2 separate regions of the Homo sapiens genome follow, and region 1 is linked to region 2. Evidence: chromatin loops called from intact Hi-C (ENCODE). Cell type or tissue: PC-3. All regions are shown on one strand. Links, peaks and the distances in the headings refer to the core of each region. The heading gives the core; the rest is flanking DNA. Region 1 overlaps LOC105379104 (a long non-coding RNA gene). Region 2 has its middle 37 kb from the start of SLCO6A1.

What was found. Hi-C counts contacts between places; a loop is a spot of excess contacts. Peaks named below come from ENCODE experiments on the same cell type or tissue, not always from the same donor. Only the 100,000 strongest peaks of a DNase experiment are listed, where the experiment ranks them.
Region 1: a loop joins it to region 2, with 2.7 times the contacts of the local background. A loop is called at or near these places in 2 of 110 quality-filtered maps.

Annotation. Positions count from the first base shown.
Region 1 is chr5:102,668,720-102,685,024 of GRCh38, reverse strand. The region is part of intron 2 of LOC105379104 (a long non-coding RNA gene); the gene reads right to left. It overlaps LINC00491 (long intergenic non-protein coding RNA 491), which reads left to right and starts at 13,561. Exons shown (of 2, transcript NR_103756.1): 1 at 13,561-13,798. RefSeq lists a silencer at 14,585-14,684. In PC-3, for the core only: CTCF peaks have their summits at 3,222 and 3,424 (motif pointing left); DNase peaks (open chromatin) are centred at 3,424 and 6,544.
Region 2 is chr5:102,528,088-102,544,392 of GRCh38, reverse strand. No RefSeq gene overlaps it. Among named protein-coding and RNA genes, the nearest start is that of SLCO6A1, 37 kb to the right of the region's middle. In PC-3, for the core only: CTCF peaks have their summits at 7,664 and 7,864 (motif pointing left); no DNase peak of the experiment used is centred there.

The DNA.
Region 1 (16,305 bases), core at 2,692-10,691, 140 kb before region 2:
AAAACCCCATCGTATCAGCCCAAAATCTCCTTAAGCAACTTCAGCAAAGTCTCAGGATACAAAATCAATGTGCAAAAATCACAAGCATTCTTATACACCAATGACAGACAAACAAAGAGCCAAATCATGAGTGAACTCCCATTCACAATTGCTTCAAAGAGAATAAAATACCTAGGAATCCAACTTACAAGGGATGTGAAGGACCTCTTCAAGGAGAACTACAAACCACTGCTCAAGGAAATAAAAGAGGATACAAACAAATGGAAGAACATTCCATGCTCATGGGTAGGAAGAATCAATATCGTGAAAATGGCCATACTGCCCAAGGTAATTTATAGATTCAATGCCATCCCCATCAAGCTACCAATGACTTTCTTCACAGAATTGGAAAAAACTACTTTAAAGTTCATATGGAACCAAAAAAGAGCCCGCATCGCCAAGTCAATCCTAAGCCAAAAGAACAAAGCTGGAGGCATCACACTACCTGACTTCAAACTATACTACAAGGCTACAGTAACCAAAACAGCATGGTACTGGTACCAAAACAGAGATATAGACCAATGGAACAGAACAGAGCCCTCAGAAATAATGCCGCATATCTACAACTATCTGATCTTTGACAAACCTGAGAAAAACAAGCAATTGGGAAAGGATTCCCTATTTAATAAATGGTGCTGGGAAAACTGGCTAGCCATATGTAGAAAGCTGAAACTGGATCCCTTCCTTACACCTTATACAAAAATTAATTCAAGATGGATTAAAGACTTACATGTTAGACCTAAAACCATAAAAACCCCAGAAGAAAACCTAGGCAATACCATTCAGGACATAGGCATGGGCAAGGACTTCATGTCTAAAACACCAAAAGCAATGGCAACAAAAGATAAAATTGACAAATGGGATCTAATTAAACTAAAGAGCTTCTGCACAGCAAAAGAAACTACCATCAGAGTGAACAGGCAACCTACAGAGTGGGAGAAAATTTTTGCAACCTACTCATCTGACAAAGGGCTAATATCCAGAATCTACAATGAACTCAAACAAATTTACAAGAAAAAAACAAACAACCCCATCAAAAAGTGGGCGAAGGATATGAACAGACACTTCTCAAAAGAAGACATTTATGCAGCCAAAAAACACATGAAAAAATGCTCACCATCACTGGCCATCAGAGAAATGCAAATCAAAACCACAATGAGATACCATCTCACACCAGTTAGAATGGCAATCATTAAAAAGTGAGGAAACAACAGGTGCTGGAGAGGATGTGGAGAAATAGGAACACTTTTACACTGTTGGTGGGACTGTAAACTAGTTCAACCATTGTGGAAGTCAGTGTGGCGATTCCTCAGGGATCTAGAACTAGAAATACCATTTGACCCAGCCATCCCATTACTGGGTATATACCCAAAGGATTATAAATCATGCTGCTATAAAGACACATGCACAGGTATATTTATTGCGGCACTATTCACAATAGCAAAGACTTGGAACCAATCCAAATGTCCAACAATGATAGACTGGATTAAGAAAATGTGGCACATATACACCATGGAATACTATGCAGCCATAAAAAGTGATGAGTTCATGTCCTTTTTAGGGACATGGATGAAGCCGGAAACTATCATTCTCAGCAAACTCTCGCAAGAACAAAAAACCAAACACCGCATGTTCTCACTCATAGTTGGGAATTGAACAATGAGAACACATGGACACAGGAAGGGGAACATCACACAACGGGGACTGTTGTGGGGTGGGGGGAGGGGGGAGGGATAGCATTAGGAGATATACCTAATGCTAAATGACCAGTTAATGGGTGCAGCACATCAACATGGCACATGTATACATATATAACAAATCTGCATGTTGTGCACATGTACCCTAAAACTTTAAGTATAATAATAATAATAATAAATCAATCACGACCCTTTCATGTGAAATCTTTAGTGTTGTGAGCCCTTAAAAGGGACAGAAATTGTGCACTCGGGGAGCTCGGATTTTAAGGCAGTAGCTTACTGATGTTCCCAGCTGAATAAAGCCCTTCCTTCTACCAAAAAAAAAAAAAAAAGAAAAAAGAAATCAGAAAAGGTAGCATATTTGTATTATTCAGGGTTCTCCAGAGAAACAAATAATGGGATAGGTACGTAGATATACAAACAGATAGACAAAGATTTATTACGAGGAATTGGCTCACACAAGTATGGAGGCTAAGTTCCAGAATCTGCTGTCTTGTCTGTAAGCTGGAGGACAAGAAAGCCAGTGGTATAGGTCTGGTCCAAAACCAGAGGCCTCAGAACCAGGTGAGCCAATGGCATAAGTCCCAGTTTGAGTTTGAAGATCCAAAAACCAGGCGCACTGATGTCTGAGGGCAGGAGAAAATGAATGTCCCAGTTTAAGGAGAGAGAGCACATTTGCCTTTCCTCTGCCAATTTGTTAATTCTCATTCTCAACAGATTAGATTGGATGGTGCCCACCTGCGTTAGAAGAAGTTGATTCTTCTAACATGATCAACATTTGGACTTTGCTCAGTGGAGAAAGAGCAAGGAGTGTTCTATTCCATACTTAGGTCTGAGTCAGAGCTGTACATACATCCTACAGAAAATAAGCTCTGAGCTCCTTTTCGTTATCACTCTCTGTAAAACATTCTGCACAGAAACATTCTAAAATTTGCTCTATAAATTGGGAAGGCTGGAAGTTCTTTACTTTGTGGCTGAAGTGAGGAAATCAATCTATCAGCCCATATATTTTTGACTAATCAGCAAAATATTTACTGTCTTTTCCTATATTTATCAAATGCATAGTAACTCTAAAGGCATGTCAATGTAATATCTAGTAAGGAATTAAACAAACAGTTCCAATTTTCTTATGCTCAAGATCTTTTAGAACTAGGTTTAATTGCTTTCAGGACCTAGCTCTCTGGGCACATTCTGATAGGCAAGACTAGTCTACTTTTGGACCAAAGTATTTTTCTGCAATTATGGAATACTGAAAATTCTTCTCTTTTCTGGGGAGAAAAACAGTCAACCTACCCTTTATTATAGGCCAATGTACTCTTTAAGATGTTGTGGAGCTACTTTCCATGCAGGCTTAAAGGAATTGAGTAGAAGAAAAAGAAAAAGCACTTAGTTTTAACTATGAGAAATCAGGACAGAAGAATTCTAAACATTATGGATGATTTTGTCAGATTTAGTAGAATTAAGAGATGCTGACACATACGATTTCTAGAAGCATAAACATCTCAGTTCCACTCCATGCTTTCCATTGGCGTGAATGAAATTTTGATCTGTGTATTCTCACTATCTCCTCCTACTAGTGCCTTATCTGATGTATGGATTTCTTTTTCTGCATATCTGATGTTGCCATGCCTCCTAGACACTTCCTAGCTAACCTGGCAAGCCTCCCTCAAGTGTCACTGAGGGATCTGGTGTGCCTTGCTGCCCCCTATTGGTGGCCAAAAACTGTTAAGCTAGGGGCTCCAATGCAATCTTAGACTTTGTTGATTAATGCCAGCATCTGAGAGGCACTGCTTACAGGAGCTTTACTATAAAGTTGTTTTTAAGCAAAGCAACTATTATGTAGTGATTTTTATTACTTTAAAATTAGTGGTTTTGTTTTTAAAATATTTATTTTGACTTCGTTTTTCATTCTAAATTTATAAGGAATTTATTTAGTTCTTTTTATGGTCTTTTTCTAAGATTGCCACTACATTGCCGAAAGTGCAAGGCAAAAGTTTCCACTAGAATTGTGCAAATGTTTTATTTCTTTGCACTATTAAAACAAAAAATGGACTTCTTATGGCTGTGAACACAGTTCGTTCTCTAAATTGAAAACATGTCTATTGGATTTGCATATTGCTTCCTTGAATCAGGCGTTTTTTTTTTTAAGATTTTAGTGATGTATTAGTAGGCTTAGGCTACCATAACAAAATATCATAGACTAGAGTCTAAGTAGCTTAAAAAACAGAAATTTATTTTCTGACAGTTCTGAAGGCTAAAAGTTCCCACATCAAGGATCAACAGGGTCTGTTTCTGGTGAGGGTTCTCTTTCTGACTTGCAGATGGCCACCTTCGCGCATATGGTGAAGAGGAAGTGCTCCAGTGTTTTTTCCGTTTATAAGGACATCAGTCCTATCAGATAAGGGTCTCACCCTTACAACTTCATTTAACTTTTCCTAGCTCCTCACAGGCCCTGTCTCCGAATGTAGTCACACTGGGGGGTTAGAGTTTCAAAATATGAATTTTGGGGCGACACAATATTGTGTCTCTAACAAATGGTGACATGTGGATTTTAATAATCTAACAAAATTTCAATTAATCAAATTACTTTAAAAAATCATATACCATGAGATAAGAATAAATGGAAATGGGCTTGGTATCAGAATGATAAGGCATGGTCCTCACCGTGTGAACTGACAACACAGCTGAGGAAAAGGTTCTAAAATCAAGACTAACACAAGGGAAAAAAATGAGAATGTAAAGTACTAGCTCATCATACTGTCTTTAATTATAAAAGAAGTTTAAGTGTTGCCCAGAATAACCAGAGAAATGCTTTAAGACGAAATTGTATTTAGCCTCGTTCTAAAGGACGACTAAGGTTTTATTAACTTCAGTGAGGGAGGTATGAGGAAGAATATTTTACCACCAGGAAGGCACTGACTTCAGAATGAAGACAAAATGTGCATTACAGTTTAAGTACCTTAGCCTGACAGTCAGAGAGGACATTTAAATGCCTTCTACAATAAAATATTATCGTTTAATAATCCCTGTATATGCATAGGATGCTGGTTCAGAATATATACATGGTCTCTGTTCTTTGTAAGTTTGCAATCAAAGACCATAAATACTCAAGTCTGACAGTTTGGTGCTTTCAGAATTTGCTTAAATCACCTGATATTTTCCCACTAGGCTATGGACCTGACAAAAGCAGCGGGTTATGTGTCTTGGGCTGAAGCATGACACAAAGAGCCATTGATGTTGGGCTGAAAACAGAAAAAAACTCTTCCTCCCTTTGTTTCTTTGTTGTTGTTGTTGACTGCTTGGTGTGTCCAGAATAATTTTAGAGCATCCAGTGGAACCCCTAGCCATTCCATAGGGTAAGGGGTTAGAAACACCAATTGGTTTGAAAACCTTGATACTTAATACTTTCTGTGGCTTCTCTTTAAATTACTCTCAATAGTTTATTTATTCCTCAAACCATGGGGAAATCAGGTCTGGAAACATCAAGTGATAACACCAAGTGAATGTTAAAGACACACACCGCTCTACCTACCAGCAGCGCCTGTGAGCAGAGTCTATCCCACTGTGGACATATGTCTAGTGTTACCATCTCCAATCATATAAATGCCTTGGTCTGATCAGTAATGTACACCTGTAATTTAAACTGGATTCTCTACCACTATTAGACAAAAAGTTGTTTTCTGAAAAAGCCATTGTGATGTCAATCATATCTCCTTTTGCAGGGTCTGGTCTGGAGAAAAAACTTGTGTGGTTGTTGAAAATTGTCTTTGACTTTGTCCTTATTTTGAGATCATTTTCCTCCCTCTGTGGACTCTCTTCCGGCCCAGGTTACCACATTGCACTTCTCCTGCATGTTCACCTCTGCTCTCCCCCAATTAATCAAAGAAAACTCTCTGTTATCAGTCCTCTAAAAGCTGGTGTGAATTTAAGTCATGGTGTTATCTCTCTACAGGGAATTTATATTTTTAGTTTATCTATAATTATAGAATAAATGCCTTTATTCTTGGTAAAAGAAGCTTCAGGCATGAGCAGAGCAAACAGAAATGCTTTTAAAGTCAGGGGGACTTTCTGTTGCTGTTGAAATTACACAGAAGAGATAGCAGTCAACTTTATTGGAAAGATTGGTATCCAAATTGTAAAAGTACCTCAGACTTAGGGGTTTATGTAAAATGCAAGGTCAAAATTACAATTAAAGGCATATTACTAAAGTATTTTGGAGATAAGGAAAGTGAAATTGACATTTACTGGGCGTCCATATATGCCATGCAATGGTTCAGGTCTCCCCTCATCTCTTTAGCTCATTTTACAGTTGCCAGTAATTCTGTGAACCCTTCACCCCACTTTACCAGTAAGGAAATGAAGTTCTGGAGGTTAAGTTTCACAAAGATCCCACAGTTAGCAAATGATGGAGCCATGTCTCTGTGGCTTCAAAGTCCATTATCTTGGCACGGTGGAGAGAAAAGTTGTCAAAGTCCATGACATTTGAACATATGATTTTGTTTGTGCTATTAAAAGTTTGCTTTGGACATTTTGAATTAAACTCCTTTAATCATGAGGTGGCATGTAACTTTGCACCGCATTACCTTGCTGGTTTTTAGTATGCAGAACCAAGATGAATTGCCTTCAGAAAAAAATTTCAATTCATTTCTGTAATCAAAAACTGTCAATATAAAAGGATGGTGAGGTTATATTGTGGAAAGTTACAAGATTATTGACAAACTACCTCATACCTAGTTGGCATATGTTACTCTCCAACTAACTTCTGGATATTAATGTTTCTGCAACGATTGAAAGTAAGCCAGCCAAAGTCAAGCCACACAATCATATGAGGTGAGTAATCATATATCCTGAGCCAAAAATGTGTATGCATCAGTGAACTGACTACTTGAAATTATGGCTAGTCTTTTAAGAATTAAAGAGGCTAATGTTGTATTTTCTATAAATTAGATTTTCCTGTAGGTCTACTTGGGAATGTATTTTAATCTTTTGCTGAATGAATCTGCTCACTTTTTCATTTTATTGAAAACTAAAGAGGAAATTAGGTGATAAATAGAAACTGTTACTTTTCTATCAATTTGCAGTGTACAAACTGAGTTAGTGACTTATTTGCCAACCTCATTTTCTAAGAAAATACATAGACCATCTTGGAATTCTCAAAAGTAAAAATGCCTGAGAACTATAGTGAAGGGAATCAAAACCAATTCTTGTTCAGGTCAACAAACACACCCACTTGTAAAAATTGAGCCATCTTTATGAACCAAAACCAATTTGAAACCTCATTTTTGTGCTATGAAGACCATTTTGTATAATATTTTCAAAAAAATTTAAAATATAAAGTGATTTTTTCTCCTAAATCATTAAGTTACACTAAATCAATGTGAATAATAGTAATAAATCTTACTAATTTAAAAATGTATCTTCTGTAGCTATCTATTTTAGAGTGGACTGTATTTTATCAGATAAAAACGTTAACCTACAAACACAATATAAAATATATTGTTAACTGTAAATTATTCAATCTAATATGAAGATTATACACTCTTTTTGGTTTGCTTATTTTCCCTCTGGTTATCTGCCTTTAGGTAATCCCCTTTGCTTATAATTATCGTGAACAGTGATTGGATAGGAAAATGAAAGGTTACAGAAATTTACTCAGAGCTTAATCTGTCTTTGTATATGATGGCAGTGGGGAAACAATTTGTAACAAGTATGTAATGTGATAGTTGGGTTTTTAAGGGTTCTATCTTAGTCCATTTGAGCTGCTATAACAAATTACCACAGACTAGGGTAGTTTATAAACAAAGAAATTCATTACTCATTGTTGTGGATGCTGAGATGTCCAAACTGAAGGTGTTTGCAGATTCACTGTCTGGTGAGGGAGAGCTTTCTGGTCCACAGATGGTGCCTTCTCACTGTGTCCTCACATGGTGAAAGGGGCAAGGGATCTCTCTGGGCTTTCTTTTTATAAGGACAATAATTCGCTAAATCCCCACCTTCTAATACCCATCACATTGGGGGTTAGAATTTCTTTTTTTTTTTTTATTATACTTTAAGTTTTAGGGTACATGTGCACTTTGTGCAGGTTAGTTACATATGTATACATGTGCCATGCTGGTGCACTGCACCCACTAACTCGTCATCTAGCATTAGGTATATCTCCCAATGCTATCCCTCCCCCATCCCCCCACCCCACAACAGTCCCCAGAGTGTGATATTCCCCTTCCTGTGTCCATGTGATCTCATTGTTCAATTCCCACCTATGAGTGAGAATATGCGGTGTTTGGTTTTTTGTTCTTGCGATAGTTTACTGAGAATGATGTTTTCCAGTTTCATCCATGTCCCTACAAAGGACATGAACTCATCATTTTTTATGGCTGCATAGTATTCCATGGTGTATATGTATATGTGCCACATTTTCTTAATCCAGTCTATCATTGTTGGACATTTGGGTTGGTTCCAAGTCTTTGCTATTGTGAATAATGCCACAATAAACATACGTGTGCATGTGTCTTTCTAGCAGCATGATTTATAGTCCTTTGGGTATATACCCAGTAATGGGATGGCTGGGTCAAATGGTATTTCCAGTTCTAGATCCCTGAGGAATCGCCACACTGACTTCCACAATGGTTGAACTAGTTTACAGTCCCACCAACAGTGTAAAAGTGTTCCTATTTCTCCACATCCTCTCCCGCACCTGTTGTTTCCTGACTTTTTAATGATTGCCCTTCTAACTGGTGTGAGATGGTATCTCATAGTGGTTTTGATTTGCATTTCTCTGATGGCCAGTGATGATGAGCATTTTTTCATGTGTTTTTTGGCTGCATAAATGTCTTCTTTTGAGAAGTGTCTCTTCATGTCCTTCGTCCACTTTTTGATGGGGTTGTTTGTTTTTTTCTTGTAAATTTGTTGGAGTTCATTGTAGATTCTGGATATTAGCCCTTTGTCAGATGAGTAGGTTGCAAAAATTTTCTCCCATTTTGTAGGTTGCCTGTTCACTCTGATGGTAGTTTCTTTTGCTGTGCAGAAGCTCTTTAGTTTAATTAGATCCCATTTGTCAATTTTGTCTTTTGTTGCCATTGCTTTTGGTGTTTTAGACATGAAGTCCTTTCCCATGCCTATGTCCTGAATGATATTGCCTAGGTTTTCTTCTAGGGTTATTATGGTTTTAGGTCTAATGTTTAAGTATTTAATCCATCTTGAATTGATTTTTGTATAAGGTGTAAGGAAGGGATCCAGTTTCAGCTTTCTACATATGGCTAGCCAGTTTTCCCAGCACCATTTATTAAATAGGGAATCCTTTCCCCATTGCTTGTTTTTCTCAGGTTGGTCAAAGATCAGATAGTTGTAGATATGCGGCGTTATTTCTGAGGGCTCTGTTCTGTTCCATTGATCTATACCTCTGTTTTGGTACCAGTACCATGCTGTTTTGGTTACTGTAGCCTTGTAGTATAGTTTGAAGTCAGGTAGTGTGATGCCTCCAGCTTTGTTCTTTTGGCTTAGGATTGACTTGGCGATGCGGGCTCTTTTTTGGTTCCATATGAACTTTAAAGTAGTTTTTTCCAATTCTGTGAAGAAAGTCATTGGTAGCTTGATGGGGATGGCATTGAATCTGTAAATTACCTTGGGCAGTATGGCCATTTTCACGATATTGATTCTTCCTACCCATGAGCATGGAATGTTCTTCCATTTGTTTGTATCCTCTTTTATTTCCTTGAGCAGTGGTTTGTAGTTCTCCTTGAAGAGGTCCTTCACATCCCTTGTAAGTTGGATTCCTAGGTATTTTATTCTCTTTGAAGCAATTGTGAATGGGAGTTCACTCCTGATTTGGCTCTCTGTTTGTCTGTTGCTGGTGTATAAGAATGCTTGTGATTTTTGTACATTGATTTTGTAACCTGAGACTTTGCTGAAGTTGCTTATCAGATTAAGGAGATTTTGGGCTGAGACAATGGGGTTTTCTAGATATACAATCATGTCATCTGCAAACAGGGACAATTTGACTTCCTCTTTTCCTAATTGAATACCCTTTATTTCCTTCTCCTGCCTAACTGCCCTGGCCAGAACTTCCAACACTATGTTGAATAGGAGTGGTGAGAGAGGGCATCCCTGTCTTGTGCCAGTTTTCAAAGGGAATGCTTCCAGTTTTTGCCCATTCAGTATGATATTGGCTGTGGGTTTGTCATAGATAGCTCTTATTATTTAGAAATACATCCCATCAATACCTAATTTATTGAGAGTTTTTAGCATGAAGGGTTGTTGAATTTTCTCAAAGGCTTTTTCTGCATCTATTGAGATAATCATGTGGTTTTTGTCTTTGGCTCTGTTTATATGCTGGATTACATTTATTGATTTGCGTATATTGAACCAGCCTTGCATCCCAGGGATGAAGCCCACTTGATCATGGTGGATAAGCTTTTTGATGTGTTGCTGGATTCGTTTTGCCAGTATTTTATTGAGGATTTTTGCATCAATGTTCATCAAGGATATTGGTCTAAAATTCTCTTTTTTTGTTGTGTCTCCGCCTGGCTTTGGTATCAGAATGATGCTGGCCTCATAAAATGAGTTAGGGAGGATTCCCTCTTTTTCTATTGATTGGAATAGTTTCAGAAGGAATGGTACCAGTTCCTCCTTGTACCTCTGGTAGAATTCAGCTGTGAATCCATCTGGTCCTGGACTCTTTTTTGTTGGTAAGCTATTGATTATTGCCACAATTTCAGATCCTGTTATTGGTCTATTCAGAGATTCAACTTCTTCCCGGTTTTGTCTTCGGAGAGTGTATGTGTCGAGGAATTTATCCATTTCTTCTAGATTTTCTAGTTTATTTGCGTAGAGGTGTTTGTAGTACTCTCTGATGGTAGTTTGTATTTCTGTGGGATCGGTGGTGATATCCCCTTTATCATTTTTTATTGTGTCTATTAGATTCTTCTCTCTTTTTTTCTTTATTAGTCTTGCTAGCGGTCTATCAATTTTGTTGATCCTTTCAAAAAACCAGCTCCTGGATTCACTAATTTTTTGAAGGGTTTTTTGTGTCTCTATTTCCTTCAGTTCTGCTCTGATTTTAGTTATTTCTTGCCTTCTGCTAGCTTTTGAATGTGTTTGCTCTTGCTTTTCTAGTTCTTTTAATTGTGATGTTTGGGTGTCAATTTTGGATCTTTCCTGCTTTCTCTTGTGGGCATTTAGTGCTATAAATTTCCCTCTACACACTGCTTTGAATGCGTCCCAGAGATTCTGGTATGTTGTGTCTTTGTTCTCGTTGGTTTCAAAGAACGTCTTTATTTCTGCCTTCATTTCGTTATGTACCCAGTAGTCATTCAGGAGCAGGTTGTTCGGTTTCCATGTAGTTGAGCGGTTTTGAGTGAGATTCTTAATCCTGAGTTCTAGTTTGATTGCACTGTGGTCTGAGAGATAGTTTGTTATAATCTCTGTTCCTTTACATTTGCTGAGGAGAGCTTTACTTCCAAGTATGTGGTCAATTTTGGAATAGGTGTGGTGTGGTGCTGAAAAAAATGTATATTCTGTTGATTTGGGGTGGAGAGTTCTGTAGATGTCTATTAGGTCCGCTTGGTGCAGAGCTGAGTTCAATTCCTGGGTATCCTTGTTGACTTTCTGTCTCGTTGATCCGTCTAATGTTGACAGTGGGGTGTTAAAGTCTCCCATTATTAATGTGTGGGAGTCTAAGTCTCTTTGTATGTCACTCAGGACTTGCTTTATGAATCTTGGTTCTCCTGTATTGGGTGCATATATATTTAGTATAGTTAGCTCTTCTTGTTGAATTGATCCCTTTACCATTATGCAATGGCCTTCTTTGTCTCTTTTGATCTTTGTTGGTTTAAAGTGTGTTTTATCAGAGACTAGTATTGCAACCCCTGCCTTTTTTTGTTTTCCATTTGCTTGGTAGATCTTCCTCCATCCTTTTATTTTGAGCCTATGTGTGTCTCTGCACGTGATATGGGTTTCCTGAATACAGCACACTGATGGGTCTTGACTCTTTATCCAATTTGCCAGTCTGTGTCTTTTAATTGGAGCATTTAGTCCATTTACATTTAAAGTTAATATTGTTATGTGTGAATTTGATCCTGTCATTATGATGTTAGCTGGTGATTTTGCTCGTTAGTTGATGCAGTTTCTTCCTAGTCTTGATGGTCTTTACATTTTGGCATGATTTTGCAGTGGCTGGTACCAGTTGTTCCTTTCCATGTTTAGTGCTTCCTTCAGGAGCTCTTTTAGGGCAGGCCTGGTGGTGACAAAATCTCTCAGCATTTGCTTGTCTGTAAAGGATTGTATTTTTCCTTCGCTTATGAAGCTTAGTTTGGCTGGATATGAAATTCTGGGTTGAAAATTCTTGTCTTTAAGAATGTTGAATATTGGCCCTCACTCTCTTCTGGCTTGTAGGGTTTCTGCCGAGAGAACCGCTGTTAGTCTGATGCACTTCCCTTTGAGGGTAACCCGACCTTTCTCTCTGGCTGCCCTTAACATTTTTTCCTTCATTTCAACTTTGGTGAATCTGACAATTATGTGTCTTGGAGTTGCTCTTCTCAAGGAGTAACTTTGTGGCGTTCTCTGTATTTCCTGAATCTGAACGTTGGCCTGCCTTGCTAGATTGGGGAAGTTCTCCTGGATAATATCCTGCAGAGTGTTTTCCAACTTGGTTCCATTCTCCCCATCACTTTCAGGTACACCAATCAGACGTAGATTTGGTCTTTTCACATAGTCCCATATTTCTTGGAGGCTTTGCTCATTTCTTTTATTCTTTTTTCTCTAAACTTCCCTTCTCTCTTCATTTCATTCATTTCATCTTCCATCGCTGATACCCTTTCTTCCAGTTGATCGCATCGGCTCCTGAGGCTTCTGCATTCTTCACGTAGTTCTCAAGCCTTGGTTTTCAGCTCCATCAGCTCCTTTAAGCACTTCTCTGTATTGGTTATTCTAGTTGTACATTCTTCTAAATTTTTTTCAAAGTTTTCAACTTCTTTGCCTTTGGTTTGAATGTCCTCCCGTAGCTCAGAGTAATTTGATCGTCTGAAGCCTTCTTCTCTCAGCTCGTCAAAGTCATTCTCCATCCAGCTTTGTTCCGTTGCTGGTGAGGAACTGCGTTCCTTTGGAGGAGGAGAGGCGCTCTGCTTTCTAGAGTTTCCAGTTTTTCTGTTCTGTTTTTTCCCCATCTTTGTGGTTTTATCTACTTTTGGTCTTTGATGATGGTGATGTACAAATGGGTTTTTGGTGTGGATGTCCTTTCTGTTTGTTAATTTTCCTTCTAACAGACATGACCCTCAGCTGCAGGTCTGTTGGAATACCCTGCCGTGTGAGGTGTCAGTGTGCCCCTGCTGGGGGGTGCCTCCCAGTTAGGCTGCTCAGGGGTCAGGGGTCAGGGACCCACTTGAGGAGGCAGTCTGCAGGTTCTCAGATCTCCAGCTGCGTGCTGGGAGAACCACTGCTCTCTTCAAAGCTGTCAGACAGGGACATTTAAGTCTGTAGAGGTTACTGCTTTTTGTTTGTCTGTGCCCTGCCCCCAGAGGTGGAGCCTACAGAGGCAGGCAGGCCTCCTTGAGCTGTGGTGGGCTCCACCCAGTTGGAGCTTCCCTGCTGCTTTGTTTACCTAAGCAAGCCTGGGCAATGGCGGGCGCCCCTCCCCCAGCCTAGCTGCCGCTTGCAGTTTGATCTCAGACTGCTGTGCTAGCAATCAGCGAGACTCCGTGGGTGTAGGACCCTCCGAGCCAGGTGTAGGATATAATCTCGTGGTGCGCCGTTTTTTAAGCCCATCAGAAAAGCGCAGTATTCGGGTGGGAGTGACCCGACTTTCCAGGTGCCGTCCATCACCCCTTTCTTTGACTCGGAAAGGGAACTCCCTGACCCCTTGCGCTTCCCGAGTGAGGCAATGCCTCGCCCTGCTTCGACTCGCGCATGGTGCGCGCACGCACTGACCTGCGCCCACTGTCTGGCACTCCCTAGTGAGATGAACCCGGTACCTCAGATGGAAATGCAGAAATCACCAGTCTTCTGCGTCGCTCACGCTGGGAGCTGTAGACCGGAGCTGTTCCTATTCGGCCATCTTGTCTCCTCCCGTGGTAAGTTTTTTTGGGGGTTAGAATTTCAACTTAAGAGTGTTGGAAAGACACAAACATTCAGACCACAGAAGTTTCATTTGTATTTACAATTTGTATTTTCAATTTGACATAAATAAAAATGAGACTTGCAGAATGCAATTTAGAAAACTCAGCCATGCACGCTACTGTAATAGTTCTATTAAGATGTATTTTTAAATGCTGTGACAAAATATTCCTGCCATCTTTAAAAAATAGGTTTGATGATTTGAAAATGGACAGGTCACTTTAAAGAGATCCTTAGTAGTCTATGGAAAGTAACATTTATAACAACTTGAAACTCAAAGGAAAGGAAACTCGGGGAGAAGCACATTCAATAATTTCCAAGGTAACATGGATGCACACTACGTGTGCGGCTTTCATCTCATTTCTTGCTTCCGTGGCCTTCCAAGGAAGAACACAATGTATTCTTCATTGAAAAAAAATTGCAGAGAAGGCAGTGTAAGAAAGAGGTATTTTGAGAACTAATTGAAGTCTTTGTAAGTCACGTTAATGCCTTTCTGCCAATAACTTATTTGCGGATACAGGAGGATTTTCACCCCTCCTCTCCCTGCCACCCCCATCCCCAAAATATCCCACACCTGGGTTACATTGGTTGAAAAAATAATTGTTCCGGTACTTTTCAAGCATTAAAAACATTGTATGTGAGTGTTTTGTTTTTGTTTTTTGTTTGTTTTGTTTTGTTTTTCTTAGTGCAAGATTAATCAGGCGGTCTCAAGTGTATTTAAAAGTTAGGAATGAGGAGGGCACTGTGATGACCGTCATGGCCAGTAGAGGGCAGGAAACTGGAATGGACGGGGGAGCGGGCCATGTACAAAGCGGGGCTCTGATCTCTCTTGTGTTTTGGTGCAGTTTGTATGGACTAGATGGCTGAGAACTCCAGTAGAGAGGAATAAATCACCACCAGAATCAAAAGAGACTGGAACAGGTGAAAATTAGAAAGCTGTTGTGACAAAGTCCAGGATAAGATGTGAGATTTCTGGGGCAGGTATCTGGTGATGAAACCAAGAAGAGCATGCCGTTAAGAATTTGATCAAGATTGAATAACTTCTGGCAATTTACTTATAAAGTGACTTTTGCAGTCCTGGGTCATGGTACTCTTGCATGTACTACTGAGAAGTCACATTACAAAATAAAAAATAAATTTAAAAAGAAGGAAAAAAGAAATTTAAAAATCTTTGCCAAGTATGTAGGGGAAAAGTTGTATATAACTTTTTTGTCTACTATAAAAGAAGACGACTTTTTTTGTCGTCTACTAGTGAGTTTGGATATTTTTCATACTTTTAAAAACCAATTTTAATTAATTTTATTTTTCTTTCCCCTCAATTAAATACAGTCTTACCTTTAGTGAATATTATTTATGTAATATTATAAACATATATTATACATAAAGTAGTGCACCAAGATTCTGGAGAGGGGGCTGTAGGGAGATTAAAACAAAAGGCCTGGGCTGGGCATGGTGGCTCACGCCTGTAATCCCAGCACTTTGGGAGGCCGAAGCAGGTGAATCACGAGGTCAGGAGTTCGAGACCAGCCTGGTCAACATAGTGAAACCCCATCTCTACTAAAAATACAAAAAATTACCTGGGTGTGGTGGCTGGCTCCTGTAATCCCAGCTACTCAGGAAGCTGAGGCAGAAGAATTGCTTGAACCTGGGAGGCGGTGGTTGCAGTGAACCAAGATCACACTACTGCACTCCAGCCCGGGTGACAGTGTGAGACTCAGTCTAAAAAAAAAAAAAAAAAGAATGTCCACAACAAATTCCTCCTCTGAAATTGATATATTGGCTAGATAGAACAGCAGGTGCAGAATAATGTGAACAGAGAAGGAAGGGAATGGGGGCAGAAAGTGTTAAATGCAGACACACTGCTAAACAAAATCACCAGTAAGTGGAACTTATATACCTCCTTTGAATTCTGTCCCAGTGGTCAGTGTTGGAGAATTGTCTCTGGGTCAGGGGCAGAAGAGAAGGCTAGATGGAAGATCCAAGAAGCCCTCTGAGACTCAGGGAATGCTTTATAACATGTTTACCTGCTGGCTTACTATTTAAAGATGTCAAGGAAATTTCAGGTTTCACTTCTAATGGTATAAAACAGTGTTTTGCCAAGAAGACCCTGTAAAGGTCTTACTTAGGACTCCTGCCTTCACTCAGGAAGTGTGTTTGTGAACACACACTACAGCTAGTGGATAGTCTTAGGGCCACTAGCTGAGAGTCATTTTCGTTTTAGGAAAAGCAAGTTTTGCATTGAATAAAGGAGACATTTTATCCTATATTGTACCCTCCCTCTGGGCTTTGGCAGTGCACCCAGCTTTCAGTAGGGAGAGCCTAATTTGGTTACTTCTCTGCAGTCTTTGATTAATGCACAGGACCATTCATGCCATTCATGATCATGTTAGTGACTTTCTCAAGGGCTCTCAACTGGATAAGTCAGCAGATGGCTGAGAAATACTCACCTGCTGTTTACAGTCAG
Region 2 (16,305 bases), core at 3,644-11,643:
GTAAACTGAAATTACAAACTCATTTTCTAAAGGCCTCAGACTTCTATACTTCTGTGAGAAGATAACAATTATTAATTGCTACTCTATTTACATAGATGTTTGAAAGTTACAATTGTAGGGTTGATCAATCAATGTGGTTATTTTTAATAAAGTTTCTCCTTTCTGCTGCATAATTACCTTTCACATTCAATATATATTCCTAGCTAAACACACTTCCACGTGTGTGTGCAGACACCCACACATTTATTTATTCCACCTAGCAGAAAATACTCTTAGTTGAAACATGAATAAAGCTACTTACTTCCAAACTCCAGCATTAGTCATATTCTGTGTTCTTTTATGCCTTACAGTTCTTGATGTTTCCCAATCATATACCATCTTATGTCATCAAATCATAACATTTCTTCTACCTGGAATGTTTTTGAAAGGTAATGCTTCCTTCAAGCCTTTACTGAGAGTGCAAACAAGAATGGTCACTCTGTCCTTCTACTTATCCCACTGCCATCCCCTCCACCCACCCCAACATGTGGTCTACATACAACTTTCATGGTGTATTTTCTTGTGTTGCAGGCTTGTATGTGTCTGCTGTGTCCAAATAAATGCTCTTGAATGAGACATCCAATATCTCCTTTGTGTAATATGTAGCGGAGGGAAGATGTCTTTTCCTCATCAATCCTAGGTTCATGGCTAAGGCCCTTTTACAAAAACAGATTAACAAGAGAAAGCATACAGATTTATTTAATATAAATTTAATGGAACACGAAGCCTTCATAGGAAATAAAGACCTGAAGAAACAGTTAAACCTACTTTTTTTTTTCTTTTTTGAGATGGAGTCTGTCTCTGTCACCCAGGCTGGAGTGCAGTAGTGTGATGTCGGCTCACTGCAAGCTCCGCCTCCTAGGTTCAAGTGATTGTCCTGTCTCAGCCTCCCGAGTAGCTGAGACTATAGGGGCACACCACCACACCCGGCTAATTTTTATATTTTTAGTATAGACAGGGTTTCACCATGTTGGCCAGGCTGGTCTTGATCTCCTGACCTCAGATGATCCACCTGCCTCGGCCTCCCAAAGTGCTGGGATTACAGGCATGAGCCACCGTACCCAGCCCCGAGTGTGTTTTTTATACCAATTTGATAAAGAGTGGATTGTCATGGAGAAAGGGCAAAGAGTACAACCCAGTGGTGGTAAACTGGGGGGAACTTAGCGAAGTCTTTTTTTCAGATTCTTCTCTGTTCTGTGTGTCTTCAGAGATAAGAATACTCCTTTCCTCCACATATGGGATGGGAGGGCACGTCTCACATGAAGGCCTTACAACCTTCTTCAGGGGAAGGTCAGAAAAATCCTTCCTAGTTTTTATGACCTGCTTCAGGGGAGAAGGATGTGGGAAAGGTCAGAGACACCTTTTCATATATCCTGTTTCTCAAATTTCTTCATCTTAAAGTATTCAATATGCCAAGGTGCCATATTTTGGGATAACATGCCTTGAATTCCATTGAATACATTGTGTATTATGGTATATGATAATTGCTACCCAATATTTGATTAGGATAATAATAGCAATAAGGTAAGTGATATCAATTTGATTGTAATAATAATATTAGCTATATTTTAAAATTTAATTGCTGAACAGTTAATACATTTAGAAGGCTCAAAATTCAAAAAGCATGAAGAGTCCTACAGTGAAAACTCTCTCTCCGCCTTCTACTCAATTCCCCTCCAGCTAGGTAATTAATGTTATTAGTTTCTTAGCAATTCTTGCAAGAAAATTTTATATATGTGTAAGTAAAAATATGTGAAATTCCCCTATTTGTTTCAGGTATGCAGCACTTTGCTTTTTCACCTTAACAACACATTTAGGATAGCTTTTCACATAACCTATAAATAATTATAGCTAACACATTTATTGTTTTCTATGTACCAGATTTTGTTCCCATTGTTTTATATGTATTAACTTAGTTAATGCTTACAACAGCCCTCAAAAGTAAGGACTATTATTATCCCCCTTTCACTAATGAAGAAACTCAAGCACCAAGAGTAAAATAAACTGCCCATGGTCACATGATAGTAAGCACACAACTCAATATTAGAATACTTGTAGTCTGGCTCTATCACTCATGTTTTTACCCCTATGCTACACTAACATTTGTAGAACTTCCTCATTTTTGTTTACAGCAGAGGCTGGAACATTGACTATTTAACAACTGCCGTTTTTAATCTCACTGTATATCAAGCACAGGGCTAGTCACATTATTAACTGAAGGAGGCACAATTTATATGGAGTTCTCTATGACTAGATCATCCATGGTGTTGTTTGATATGAATATTCTGGAGGCCCTTTCAATAATGCGAAGAAGATGAGATGTAGATTTGCAATTTGGCCAAGATTACATAAAGTGCTGGTAAGTGGCTGAATTGGGATTTGCATGTGAATCTACCTGACATCAATGTTTAACTACCACACTACACTTCCTCAGATGCTTTCAGGCTTAAAATCCATAGCAAATGGAAAATGTACCTTTTAGCTCCTAGGTGGTATTGAAACTTCCTTTGCAAAAATTGTAACAGAAATCGAACCTCACTTACTCCATCTTGCTTATATCTTCCAAGCTGCCCTAGTACATTCCTGGGTATAGGCCAAGTTAACTATTCGAGGAACTTAGTTGATAGTGTAACTTTAAAACAAAGATAATAAGAGCTCCTTCCCAAAGCCAGCCCCATCCTTGCTCAGGGACCAAAACCACTTTCTAAAACTAACAAATTAGCCAGAAGGTTAAATTTATGCTTCAGGAGTCATGTAGCCAGAGGTCACAAGATGTGTTACCTCCTCACTTACTTCTATAGATAACATCATTATTGTAAAACCTAAGACTCGTAGTTTCCAGGCCCTGTACTCTGATGGGCCAGCTGGCCCCACCTGAACCAGGAACCCATACCAAGAAACTGGCTTATCTGGTCATGTGGCCCCCACCCAGGAACCACCTTAGTGCAAGAAGACAGCTTTGACAACCTATGATTGCATCCCCAATACAACCAATCAGAGTTCCTCATTCCCTAGTCCCCTGCCTACCAACTGTCCTTGAAAAACCCTAGTCTCAAAGTATTCAGGGAGGCTGATTTGTGTAATTAGTCCCATCCTTTCATTTGGCTAACCCTGGGATTATTAAAATCTCTTTACTGCAATCTTGCTGTCTCAGTGAACTGGTTTTATCTGTGCAGTGGGCAAGGAGAACTGACTAGGTAATTACAGTTTTGAAGAAAAAACAGTGGTGCCTTCTCTGCTGAGTTTTCTTTTGGATACACCTATGGATTCTCTGCAAATACTTCTTTTCTTATCCACCACCCCTTTCCCAAACTTGCCTTATCTATTTCATTCAAACATAAGAGGATGCATAACAGGAATTCCTATGGGTAACATAAATGTCCAGCTTATGATATGGATTCTGGTTGACTCAGTCTGCAGAAAGAAAGTACAAAAGAAATAATGACAAGCTGTATTTATTTGCTTTGTAATCTTTTTTTTTTCTGTCCAGCTCAAATCTGATGGCCCTTGCCCTTATGATGTTAATTTTTCTTTGCATTTCATTTAAGTGACTCACAATTCTGGAAATTGGTGAAAATTTGTGAAGTGTCTAAACAGGCTTTTTAACTTTCCCTTTAACCTTTGAAAAGGGGTTACTCTTCTGGGGGAAAATGAGCAGATGGTACCTAAAACAGTTGGCCAAATATCTGTAACAACTCTGTTACTTGACTGTATGTAATCAGCTGGAGCATCTGTCAGGAAGAAGAGTTATGCTTCTGTGCTTCTCTCTCTTGACAATTAATCACACCGCTCCTCCATTTCTCACTGTTCAACATGTCTTTTTCAGAACCTGGTGCCAAGAGATTTCAGTGACTCTGACATAATTCAAAAAAGATACTACAACAATAGCATTATTGCAAGTCCTATGAGACAAAGAGAGACTTCACTAGAAGAGAGGCTGACATTTGTTCAGTTCTTTCTGACAAGACTATATAGAGTCAGTCACTTAATCTCAAGCGAATTATGATCTATGATGATATCTCAATAAGGAAAAAAAATCTAATATGCTATGGAAACTCTACAACTTCATTCTCCTCCATCATTCTGACTCATTTCCAGTCAGCCTATATTCAAACGTGTACATGGTGAAGAAAATCCATCATTAATCCTCATGGTGATAATATGTCATTATTACCACTCGAGATGCCTGAGTCAAAGATCAAGTGTCTGAATGCAATCGTATTTATAATATTGTCTGTGTCAGTGTATTAGTCAGGGTTCTTCAGAGCAATAGAGCCAATAGGATATATGGATACATATTTTGAAATAAAATACATATTTTCATGTATGAAAAAATAGGTATCCATATATCCTATTAGCTCTGTTGCTCTGGAGAACCCTGACTAATATATTGACATATATATACACCCACATATATATACATGTATATTTATATAAGGAGATTTATTATAGGAATTGGCTTACATAATTATGGAGGCTGAGGTATCCTATAACATGCCATATTGAAGCTGGAGAAACAGGAAAGCTGACAATGTAATTTAGTCTGAGTCAGAAGTCCTGTGTAGCAGAGAAGGGGTTGATGGTGGTGTCAGTCCTGGCTTGAGTCCAAAGACCTGAGAACAAGGAACACAGATGTCTGAGGACAGGAGAAGATGGATATCCCAGCACAAGGCAGAGAGAGCAAATTCGCCCTTCTTCTGCCTTTTTTGTTCTATTCAGGCCCTCAACAGATTAGATCATGCCCACTCACCCTGGTAAGGGCAATCTTATTTGTTCAGTGTCCATATTCAAATGCTAACCTCGTTCAGAAACACCCTCACAGACACACCCGGAAATAATGTTTTACCAGCTATCTGGACATCCCTTAGCCCAGCAAAGTTAACACATAAAATTAACTATCACTATCAGATAGAGGTTGTTAATGTCCATGACTATACTTTGGCCAAAGTAACAAAAGAAAGAACAGGATAGCTGTACTAAGCTGGAGGAGTCATAGTCATAATAATAAAACCACTGGTCATAGATGTACACATAGTTTGTTCAAGTAGAATATTGCAGGTATGTAAGACCCTTTAAAGGTAGAATGAATAAGCTCCATTTCATAGGTAAAAAGCAGGTTATATGCTGCATCCCAGGCATGCACCAGCTCTTATGACTTTCCAGACACCATCTCAATTGCTCCAAGCTCTTTAGCCAAAGTCATGATATTTTGAATGTTTTTGCTCAACACTGGTCCAGCCCAATGGAGGCTGTTTATGAATTAGGCTAAGCCAATGGGCCTTTCCACCTACATCAGAATAAGAAACTCACATACCAGTCCAGGCGATGAGGCAAGACAGAGGACTCAGTTTTATTTTTCTTCTTTCTTTTGCCAAACCTTGTGGGTTTTTTTCTTTCTTTTTGAGATGTATTTTATGTTTTGTAGCTGATTCTGGAATAGGGGATATATTTATGGGAACAGAGAAATAAGAACAGAGACTGTCCATGGATAAACTAATTTAACAGTGCTATGTTAGAAAGTAAGTGAACCTGCCACCTATTCCTTTGTTCTTAGAGGCTACCATGATAATACAGAACTGTACCCTCTCTTCCACAAATTTTGGAGACTTTAGATTTCTATATAAAAAGGGCTCAAGGGTACAACTGGAATTAGCAGAAGTGGGAAAGCTGGGGACCCTGACTTGAAATTGTATTTGCTTAATGTGATATCCTTGGATTACATATTATAGATAAAGTCTCAGATGCTTTTATTTCATAAAGATTAAAAAATTCAATTGTCTATAACAATATTGTTATCTGATATTACAATTACATTAACTGTTTTTATTTAAAACGGTTTTAAAGGACAGTGGGTCTAGCAGAGCTGAAGCTTACCCAGGTTATCCTTTGATTCTAATACTTTTCATGGGATCTTCCATGTTGTTTCCACCTCCATCCTCAAAGCTGTCAAATACTCCTTTGGGCTTCCATTGTACTTTATATACTTTTCAATTCCAGCTTTTATCATTTAGAGTTGTAATTATTTATTTGTATCTTTCACTAGATCATTTGCTCTTCAAGAGCAGGGATATTATACCTATGGCACTGGGTACTGGCACATAGTCTATGCTCAACATCAGCATAGACTGATGTTAATTGAACCACAGACATAGAAATGTTAATTGAACCACAGACATAGAAAAAGAACAAACAGTTTGAGTCAATCAATCTGTGCCATGACATTGTCAGTAGATCCCCTGACTCATTCCTCAGTGGAACTGGTGAAAAGTATTTTAAAACAACCATTCAAAGCTTCTGGAAATGGCCCTAAGTACAAACCGCAAATTCAAAAACATCTATTCAAGAAAATCTATGAAAGATTGGTATGAAAGGTGAGAGTCTGTGATATTTGAACCAAGTCTGCCTTTTCGTTCTGCCTTACCAGTTCAACAAGGTAGAGACTCTACTCCAAACTGCTGTAGTCAAGAACATGAGGCTGCTGCAGCTTCAGTCCCTGGAGGTCTTCCACACTTCTCATTCTGCCCTAGCTATCCGTTGCTGAGGCTAAATTTCAGGTGATTGCTAATGAGAGATGGAGTACTGAAAATACTGGGGTCCTGAATGCACTTCCCATAGGTTCATGAGGCAGTGGTTCCGTGACAGGACAGGCAAGCTGAGAGGATCTCTGGCTGTTTCCTCCCCTCCCATCACTGAATGCACAGCCCCTAGAGTAGGGTGGTCATGCAGAGAAAAGCTTTCCATTGTTCCCACACCCAGTTCCTGAGTCCAGCTCAGCAAGTTCACCTGGGAGAAGAATCAGGCCATAAAACAGTTTCTAATCTCATCTCAAAGGAATTGACTTCACTGCAACACAGCGTGGAGAAGTTCAAGCTTAAGAATACTCTCAATAATAGTGGAGATTGTGGTGAAAGGCATTTGGGAGGAGATTCTTGGATTTAATGACAATGCATCTTAGACTGTAGGCTAGCAGGTTTGTAGGAGAGAATCAGAGAATGAGACCATTGGGAGGAGTCCTCATAGGTCAGGACAAATATCAAACACTGACCTCAAAATCTATTTTTTTCCTAAAAGCCACAGTTTGGTTGAATTAATTTGCAGGGAAATTTCTGCCTTAGGACATTGTTGAAAGTAATAGAACAACCAGCTGGCAATTAATGGAGTTTAACATTAATGAGTATGGTTAGGGAAAGAAAGGAAGAAAAACCCTACAAATACCACTGTCATTATGTCACATCATAGGGTAACTGTAGGCATATCTGTGCTTCACTGAGAAGCATCAACAGAGACTTAACACTTTGTGTGTGTGTTGAAGGGCGGGGGAGTGGGCATAGGGAATAGACTTCACTAAAATAATCTAGCCAGTCTCTAACAAATAAACAAATAAATGAAAATGACAAGCCTGGGAAGTGGGAAACCAGAACTTGGAGTTTCTACAATATATTATCTGAAATTTCCAGTTTTCAGCAAAGAATTGCAAGGCATTAAAACAAACAAACAAACCAATAAACATTGGGTGAAAGATTTGAATAAACATTTCAGCAAAGAAGATATAAAGCAAGCAAATAAGCATGTGAAAAGATACTTGACATTATTACTCATTAAGGAAATCTAAATTAAATTTATAATGAGATACTACTATACAGCTATTAGAGTGACTAAAATAAATGGGTGGCCAAGTGACAATAAGGATATGAAGCAATTGAACTTTTATATGTTGCTGATGGGAATGCAAAATGGGACAGCTACTTTGGAAAACAAGTTTGGAGGTTCTTACAAAATTAAACATACACTGTCAATTTTCCTACAACTAGCTTAAGCAAATGGCTCCACCTAGTGTATATATGAAGATAAATGTTTATAAAATTTACATTTACATTTGAATTGGAGGAATTTCATGTCAATTTTTACCCTACTTTTTGTCTGAACATTCTTATTTTATTTTGAATCATATTTCTCAATAGTAGTTTATGCTCTCAAGGTAAGAAAATCCCAAAGAATAATCAAATGCATAAAACAAAATCTAATTAAATGTATAAAACAAAAACAGAAAATAACATGAAGCTAGAGTAGGAGAAAAGTAGTAGGAGAAAATTGCCTTTCTCTCAGGCGATTTTTGGCATGTCAGGTTAATTGAACATTAAAATATTCAATATTGAGGAAACAAAAATCCAAAACCAATTAGACAAAGGTTTGAACAGTAAAAGACAGCCTTTTTAGTGGTACAGTCAATGACTTTTGACAAATGTGCATAATGTGTAATCATGGCAACAAACAAGACATGGAATACTTTAATCTCAAAAGGTTTATGTATGCCTCTTTGCATTTCATTCCTTCTCTTCACTCCCAGTCCATGGCAACCACTGCTCCAGTTCCTGTCTGAAGTTGGATCAGGTGCTATATAACCTCTTGTGAATCTAAGACACTAACTAGTGAAAAATGTATTTTCTTAAAGGTAAAATGATATGTTGAAATAGAGTACTGAGAAAGCAAGAAACCCTTATAATTTCAAATTATCTCTTTTTTTCATTTTGTATGTTAGTAGTAGAATTAATATGTAAAATGAATATATAAAGAGATGATTATGCAGCTCTTTGACTTGAGATCATTCATGACATCTATTTATTTATCCTTCGACTTTAATTCAGTATTGAATATATGGCAGACACAATACTAGGTCCAGCAGATGCAAAGAAAGATAAATAAAGCATGGTTTCTATCTTCTAGGAGTTCATATATATTCTGGGACTGACAATAACATTATATAAAAGTAAAAGCAGCAAATTTTTAAAAGCACAAAAGGTAAAACCTCATTCTACATACAGCGGTGTACATACATTAATTTTCAAAGTTAATTTCCTGATAAAATTTCATTCATTTTACATGAAATTTGTGTCTCTTTTCAGATATGTGCAATTATAGGAAAGCCTACTTCAATTTAGAAGAGGGATAAACTTTTTCTTTGCAAAATTATATGAAAGACTTTAAAAATATATATATTGGGAGGCCGAGGCGGGCGGATCACGAGGTCAGGAGATCGGGAGTATCCTGGTTAACATCGTGAAACCCCGTCTCTACTAAAAATACAAAAAATTAGCCGGGCGTGGTGGCGGGCGCCTGTAGTCCCAGCTACTTGAGAAGCTGAGGCAAGAAAATGGCGTGAACCCGAGAGGCGGAGCTTGCCCTGAACCGAGATTGTGCCACTGCACTCCAGCCTGGGGGACAGAGCGTGAGACTCCGTCTCAAACAAACAAACAAACATAATAGACTTTATATTTGGGGCAATTTTAGGTTTACATAAAAATTGAGCAGAAAGTACTGAGTTCCCAGATACCCACTAACCACCCGCCACTTCTCTTGTTAACAGCTCCCATTGGTGTTATACATTTGCTACAATGGATGAGCCAATATTGTGACATAATTATTACTTAAAGCCCATAGTTTACCGATTTCTTGCTCTTCTTTTAATCATGGTAAAATATACATAACATAAATTTTTGCCATTTTAACCATTTTTAATTGTACCATTCAGTGGCATTCAGTACATTTGCACTGTTGTGCAATCATCACCAGGATCCATTTCCCAGATTGAAACTCTGTATCCATTAAACAAAAGTTCCCACAGGCTTCACTCTAGGTGTACAGTCTGCGGGTTTGGACACATGCATAATGACTTGTAGCCACCATTACAGGATCATACAGAGTAGTTTCACTGCCTTACAAATCCTTCTCTTCATTCCTCCTTCCTCCTGCCCAAACCTCTGGCAACCTGATCTTTTGTTTTATTTTATTTTTATTTTTTTTCTTTATGGAACTCTTTTTTTTATTATTACACTTTAAGTTTTAGGGTACATGTGCACAACTTGCAGGTTTGTTACATGTGCCGTGTTGGGGTGCTGCACCCATTAACTCGTCATTTACATTAGGTATATCTCCTAATGCTATCCCTCCCCCCTCTCCCCACCCCACAACAGGCCCCAGTGTGTGATGTTCCCCTTCCTGTGTCCAAATGTCCTCATTGTTCAATTCCCACCTATGAGTGAGAACATGCGGTGTTTGGTTTTTTGTCCTTGCCATAGTTTGCTGAGAATGATGGTTTCCAGCTTCATCCATGTCCCTACAAAGGACATGAACTCATCGTTTTTTATGGCGGCATAGTATTCCATGGTGTATATGTGCCACATTTTCTTAATCCAGTCTATCATTGTTGGACATTTTGGTTGGTTCCAAGTCTTTGCTATTGTGAATAGTGCCACAATAAACATATGTGTGCATGTGTCTTTATAGCAGCATGATTTATAATCCTTTGGGTATATACCCAGTAATGGGATGGCTGGGTCAAATGGTATTTCTAGTTCTAGATCCCTGAGGAATCGCCACATTGACTTCCACAATGGTTGAACTAGTTTACAGTCCCACCAACACTGTAAAAGTGTTCCTATTTCTCCACATCCTCTCCAGCACCTGTTGTTTCCTGACTTTTTAATGATTGCCATTCTAACTGGTGTGAGATGGTATTTCATCGTGGTTTTGATTTGCACTTCTCTGATGGCCAGTGATGTTGAGCATTTTTTCATGTGTCTTTTGGCTGCATAAATGTCTTCTTTTGAGAAGTGTCTGTTCATATCCTTTGCCCTTCGCCCACTTGTTGATGGGGTTGTTTGTTTTTTTCTTGTAAATTTTCTTGGGTTCTTTGTAGATTCCAGGTATTAGCCCTTTGTCAGATGAGTAGATTGCAGAAGTTTTCTCCCATTCTGTAGGTTGCCTGTTCACTCTGATGGTAGTTTCTTTTGCTGTGCAGAAGCTCTTGAGTTTAATTAGATCCCATTTGTCAATTTTGGCTTTTGTTGCCATTGCTTTTGGTGTTTTAGACATGAAGTCCTTGCCCATGCCTATGTCCTGATTGATATTGCCTAGGTTTTCTTCTAGGGCTTTTATGGTTTTAGGGAATCCTTTCCCCATTTCTTGTTTTTGTCAGGTTTGTCAAAGATCAGATGGTTGTAGATATGTGACATTAGTTCTGAGGGCTCTGTTCTGTTCCATTGGTCTATATCTCTGTTTTGGTACCAGTACCATGCTGTTTTGGTTACTGTAGCCTTGTAGTATACTTTGAAGTCAGGTAGCATGATGCCTCCAGCTTTGTTCTTTTGGCTTAGGATTGACTTGGCAGTGTGGGCTCTTTTTTGGTTCCATATGAACTTTAAAGTAGTTTTTTCCAATTCTGTGATTCAATGCCATCCCCTTCAAGCTACCAATGACTTTCTTCATAAGAAGGATTTTTAAATTGCCTTGAGAATTCATTGTTTTCAAGTAATTTAGTGGAACCAGTTTCAAGATAAGCATTTACTATAGAATGCAAGGCCCTAAGTGCTATTAGTACTTTCCATACCATGCTACAGGCAATTTGACAGTAATAAAACTGTATTTTTTAAGAAACTCTTTAATAAGACTTTATGAATTTAAATTATTCTAAACTAGCAATGTTAAGAATTAGAAATATAGTTTATCTCATTGTACTTCTTTGATTCATTTGATGAAAACCTCTTCCACCCACTAAGTAGAGAATATTTTCTTAAATGGTTTAGATACATTGAATTACATCGATAAAACAGAAAAATTTGGGTAGTAGAAAATATTGGGAAATTGGTTCATTCAGGACCATGTCATTATTTTCTCCCATATTTTTACTATGAAAAATACATTTCAGAGGATATCCATCTTTGAAAAAATCAAGAGGTTTTAAATTTTATATTCTACACCAGAACATTAAAATAAGTATTCAATGGGTTTTGTAAATTGGACTAATCACTTTCCAAGAGGACCAGGACACAAAATTCTCTCATGTAAATAGTGGACGTCAAAAAGCCATTAATGTAAGATGTTGGAAAGCCATTCTTATTCTGTGCAGACTCTTATCAGTGGTCAGATGTTCTATTGTTTTTCTAAGACATACTGCAACTGGGAACTGTTTTTATTCTCAATTTAGAATGGTCATCCCAAATGGCTGGAAAGCTTCATATTTCTCATGTTTCCTAGCAGCATCGGTCCCTGAAGAGTGGAACCGGCCAAGATCATGATGTCATTCCCACTGTGGCCATGAGTATTCCAGGGCTAAATTGTTTCTCATCTTATATAAATATCTATTGTTTATACTATTGAATATATTGCCCATGTTTAATGTTACGAGCTATACTAGTATGTACAGGAAATTAAGAAAATTCACCTGGTTTAGAAATTTATAGAATATTTCTTTTCTATAGTATGGCAGTTTATATGATAAACTATTCACTGCAGTTTGATTCAACTCTTAAGATAGCTAAGTTAAAAGATGCAATTCTAAATTCTTGAGAGAATAATTTCTATAACCTATTAATAGAAGAAACTTTCCATGCACATTAAACTTGGTTAGCTATAAATTATAAGAGAGTTTAACTATAAACCTTTAACCTATCGTATGTAATAATTTGTCTGTTTTGTGGTAAAAATTCTATATAAAAACAATAAATGGCTTCTAATGGGCTATAGAGCCATGCTTCCTGTGTGCCTGCACCAGTGATCTCTGCTTTTTGAAACTGTGGCTTATTCAGGACTGTATCCTGTTTCAATTCCTCTAATGGAAAGAGGTTTGTTTAGTGAGTTTATGTTTTACAAATTTCTTCCCTCAGAGGAAGTCAATGTCCATATTATTGCAACACCCTTACAACAATCTGGTGATGTAAGAGGCAAAAGTTGATTTCTACAACTTAGTATTGAGGAAACCAGTATTTACTGAAGTTAACTGGTTTAACAGAAGTCATTTGGAGGTACAGAATAGACTCTCTTACCTCCATTTTTAAAAAACTAACTCAGACCATATTTTGCGCACAATATATAGTCATAGTCCTAGAGTATATTAAGTTCTTAAAGTCAATATGCAATACAGATGCTGCTGCTGAAGAGACTGAGTTTTCTGCACATGTTTGATAGTGCCATGTCTCAGAGGTAATCAGCATTTTCCTAAAGCTTTCTGTTTAAATTACTCTTGCTAAACATGACTTTTTAAAAAATTGTGTCTGCTTGATCATCAAAATGATCATTTGATATTTTTTTCTGCCAGTGACAGGGAAAGGACATCATATTAGATGGGTTGAATAGGATAATTATTATTTAAAGAAAAGCTTATTATTTTTAATTTTGTTTAGAAATGAGGTCTCACTCTTGTCACCCAGGCTGAGTACGGTGGCATGACCATAGCTCATTGTAGCTTGGAACTCCTGGGCTCAAGCAATCCTTCCACCTTGGCCCCCCAAAGCACTGGGATTACAGGCATTAGCCACTGTACCCAGCCTTAAAGAAAAGTTCTTAATTGCACAGATTTGTGCAATAGCAATAGGAACAAATAAAGTAGTTCACGGACAATTGGTAACTGTTTGTGGTTGAAGCAAATCTGAACTCTGACTGGTATCTGACAGAGACTGGAGCTGCTCTGTACTGATAGGAAGAAAATGGCTCAGTTGACATGATCCATTTCTGGTTCTCCAGAAAAGGGCACCATGTTTCAAAGATATAAATAGAAGAGAAAAAAGAAACTAAGTCTGTGCCAAGACCAGGACCAAGTCAATTCTCTAGCCTTTCAGGACTGAGGCTTTCTTCAAGAAAGGAAAGATTGGAAATTAATACCAAATTATAGATTATACAGTTATAATTTACTTCAGGTTTGTTAAAGCACATGTGTTGTGAAATTTAAGATATGAAGAGGTCTTGTTATAAATATCAGCCTTTTGTTGTTGCCTCCAAAAGCCCTAATTAAAGTACTACAAAACATCTATTAATAAGTAGTCAAAACCAGGTAGATCAGGCATTAAGTTTACACAGCACTTTCACAGGCACTAGCTTGGCATAATAAACCCATCATGAAAGAAGTCATTTCATTAGCAATTCTGATTAGCTTTAACACATGTGTACTCATTTTATAGGGGGTTCTTATACAGTTACTAAAATTCTTTTAATAATATCTCTTTCATTTTAAAATATTTTATAATAATGAATAACTGAGTGATTACTATTTTGAAACATTCTAAACATTATGAAAGTGTCTGTGTGATTAAATTTGACCTATTGTATCCCAGAACCTAAAATATCTTTTGACGTTTTTCCCTCTGTCATTTAAAAGGGATCTCAATACTGACCAGGTACTGTTTGATGAAACATGACATCTTTGTAACAATATTCAACACGCATTTATGGAAAACCAACACATTTAAGCCATTGTCCTAACAGCCTGGGTGAAGTGCTAAGATTATTAAGATATTTGAATAACTTTATCCAGATACATGCAGTTCTGGTTTGATTATTTTTGACCAAAATTGACAAAGTTCAGTCAAACACAGGTTAGTTCAACCTTACAATCAGGCTCTCTCTCTCTCTCTCTCTCTCTCTCATTTTTAAATGAATTAACTAGTTGACTGAATTGATCTGGTATTTTTAGTAAAGTAGTTAAACTGGGTGTTGTGTGTAAGCACATCTTCAATTGTCAGAACCTTAATTCTGATTAACTCAGTTGAATCAGATTATGTAGGAACATAGACAATTTTTTTTTCCTTTATGTTACCTTCTTCTATTAGTTGTTGCTCTTCTTTCCTGCTTGAATAGTGGATTTTAGCTTTGCAGCAGCCTAGTGACTATGCCTGAGTTTACAGATGGCTGTGCATCTTATGCAGAACTCAGGTTCCAGCTGGTAAATGCTGTAGCAAAAATATAGTGACAAATGTAAGACATGGGCGTTATATTATGATTTTATAAAGATCCAAGTGAAATTCCCTGAGGTGCATTTGAATTTAAGGGCTATTAAAAATATACATTTGTTGTGGTTTCATTTTTGTTTTCTTGCGCGATATTCGGGAAAGTCTTTTTCTTTTCCCCTCTCTCTCTTTTAGTTCATGTTCCATGATAGCTATTTCAGCTTTATCTTTCCTTTTCACTCCAACAAGTCAGGCCAAATTGAATATGTCCTTCAATTCATAAGTTTTAGTCTGTATATGTTGCTGTAATTTACTAGAGGTCTTCTTAGCTTCAGTTGCTACAGACTTTTGCCTTGCAAAAAACAAAACCAAAAAACATAAACAAAACTTGTTCCCTGAGGCATAATTTACTGTATTGTAGGAATTATGAAATACAAGAGAACTTGGTAAAATTTCAAATTATCTTCTCAGTCCTAGCAAGTAATAGTAACCATTCCATAAACTGAGTTTGCTGCCTTTTTCCAGGAAACAAGAGGCCAACATCAGTATCACTGTGGAAATTTAAAGAGGAAATATGCTAATCCTTTTGCCAGATTGATTTTTATAAAGCAAAAAATTACTTGGTTTAGGGCGTAATACATAGACTATCTAAAATAACACACAGCAGCCATTTAGTAAACATTCTTAATTATCTTGTTTTGAAAATAAAAGTTGGGCAGTCTCTGTTGGTCTGTTGTTTTCCTTGCCCAGGAGATACACCCTGGACAACTCAGTGCAGTTAATCAGGAGCTTGCTCAGCCTTTTGTCCTTTCCTCTGGGAGATAATTCACATTCCATCTCTCCACAGTGCTTACCAATGCAGTAAGGCACACCAGTACAAGGGAGTTTAAAATACTCCACTGTCAATGACCAAGACCCACTGGCTTGCTCCTCCCCTTCTTCCCTCAGTATATTATAGTTCAGTCTAATCTGGTGTGTAGATTCCATGGAAAAGAGAAAACCCAGGTAGAAGTCTGGAGATTATACCTGAAAGAAGGCAAACAGAAGACGAAAGTTTTCAAGAATCCAGTATTTATCATCCCATATCATGAAGGTAGAGGAACCTGGATAAAATCTAGTGACTAAGAAATTGTAGCAGAGGATTTAGTACAACAAGAACAATTGTAAGATAACAACTGGTTACTTTAAGCAAAACAAAACTGGCACACTAGGGACAAAATTAGTAAGCATAACACAGTACTTAAACATTAATGATAATGTACACAGACAAACACACATACATACATACATACACATATATATAATTTATAGTAAGAAGATAAAATGTTTTCCTAAAAATTTTCCAAAATAATTACACTGTAATATTAGTACATTAATTCTAAACATACTCAAAAGAGTTAAAAAATGGAATCTGCTGGTGAAACTCAAATAGAATTAATGACTTCATGAATTTGGTATTTATATTACATTTAAGGATACAAAGTTGCATTGGTTAGGAATCGGTAAGTTGTAAGAAATAAAAGCACAAATTAAACCAGCTAAAGAAAAC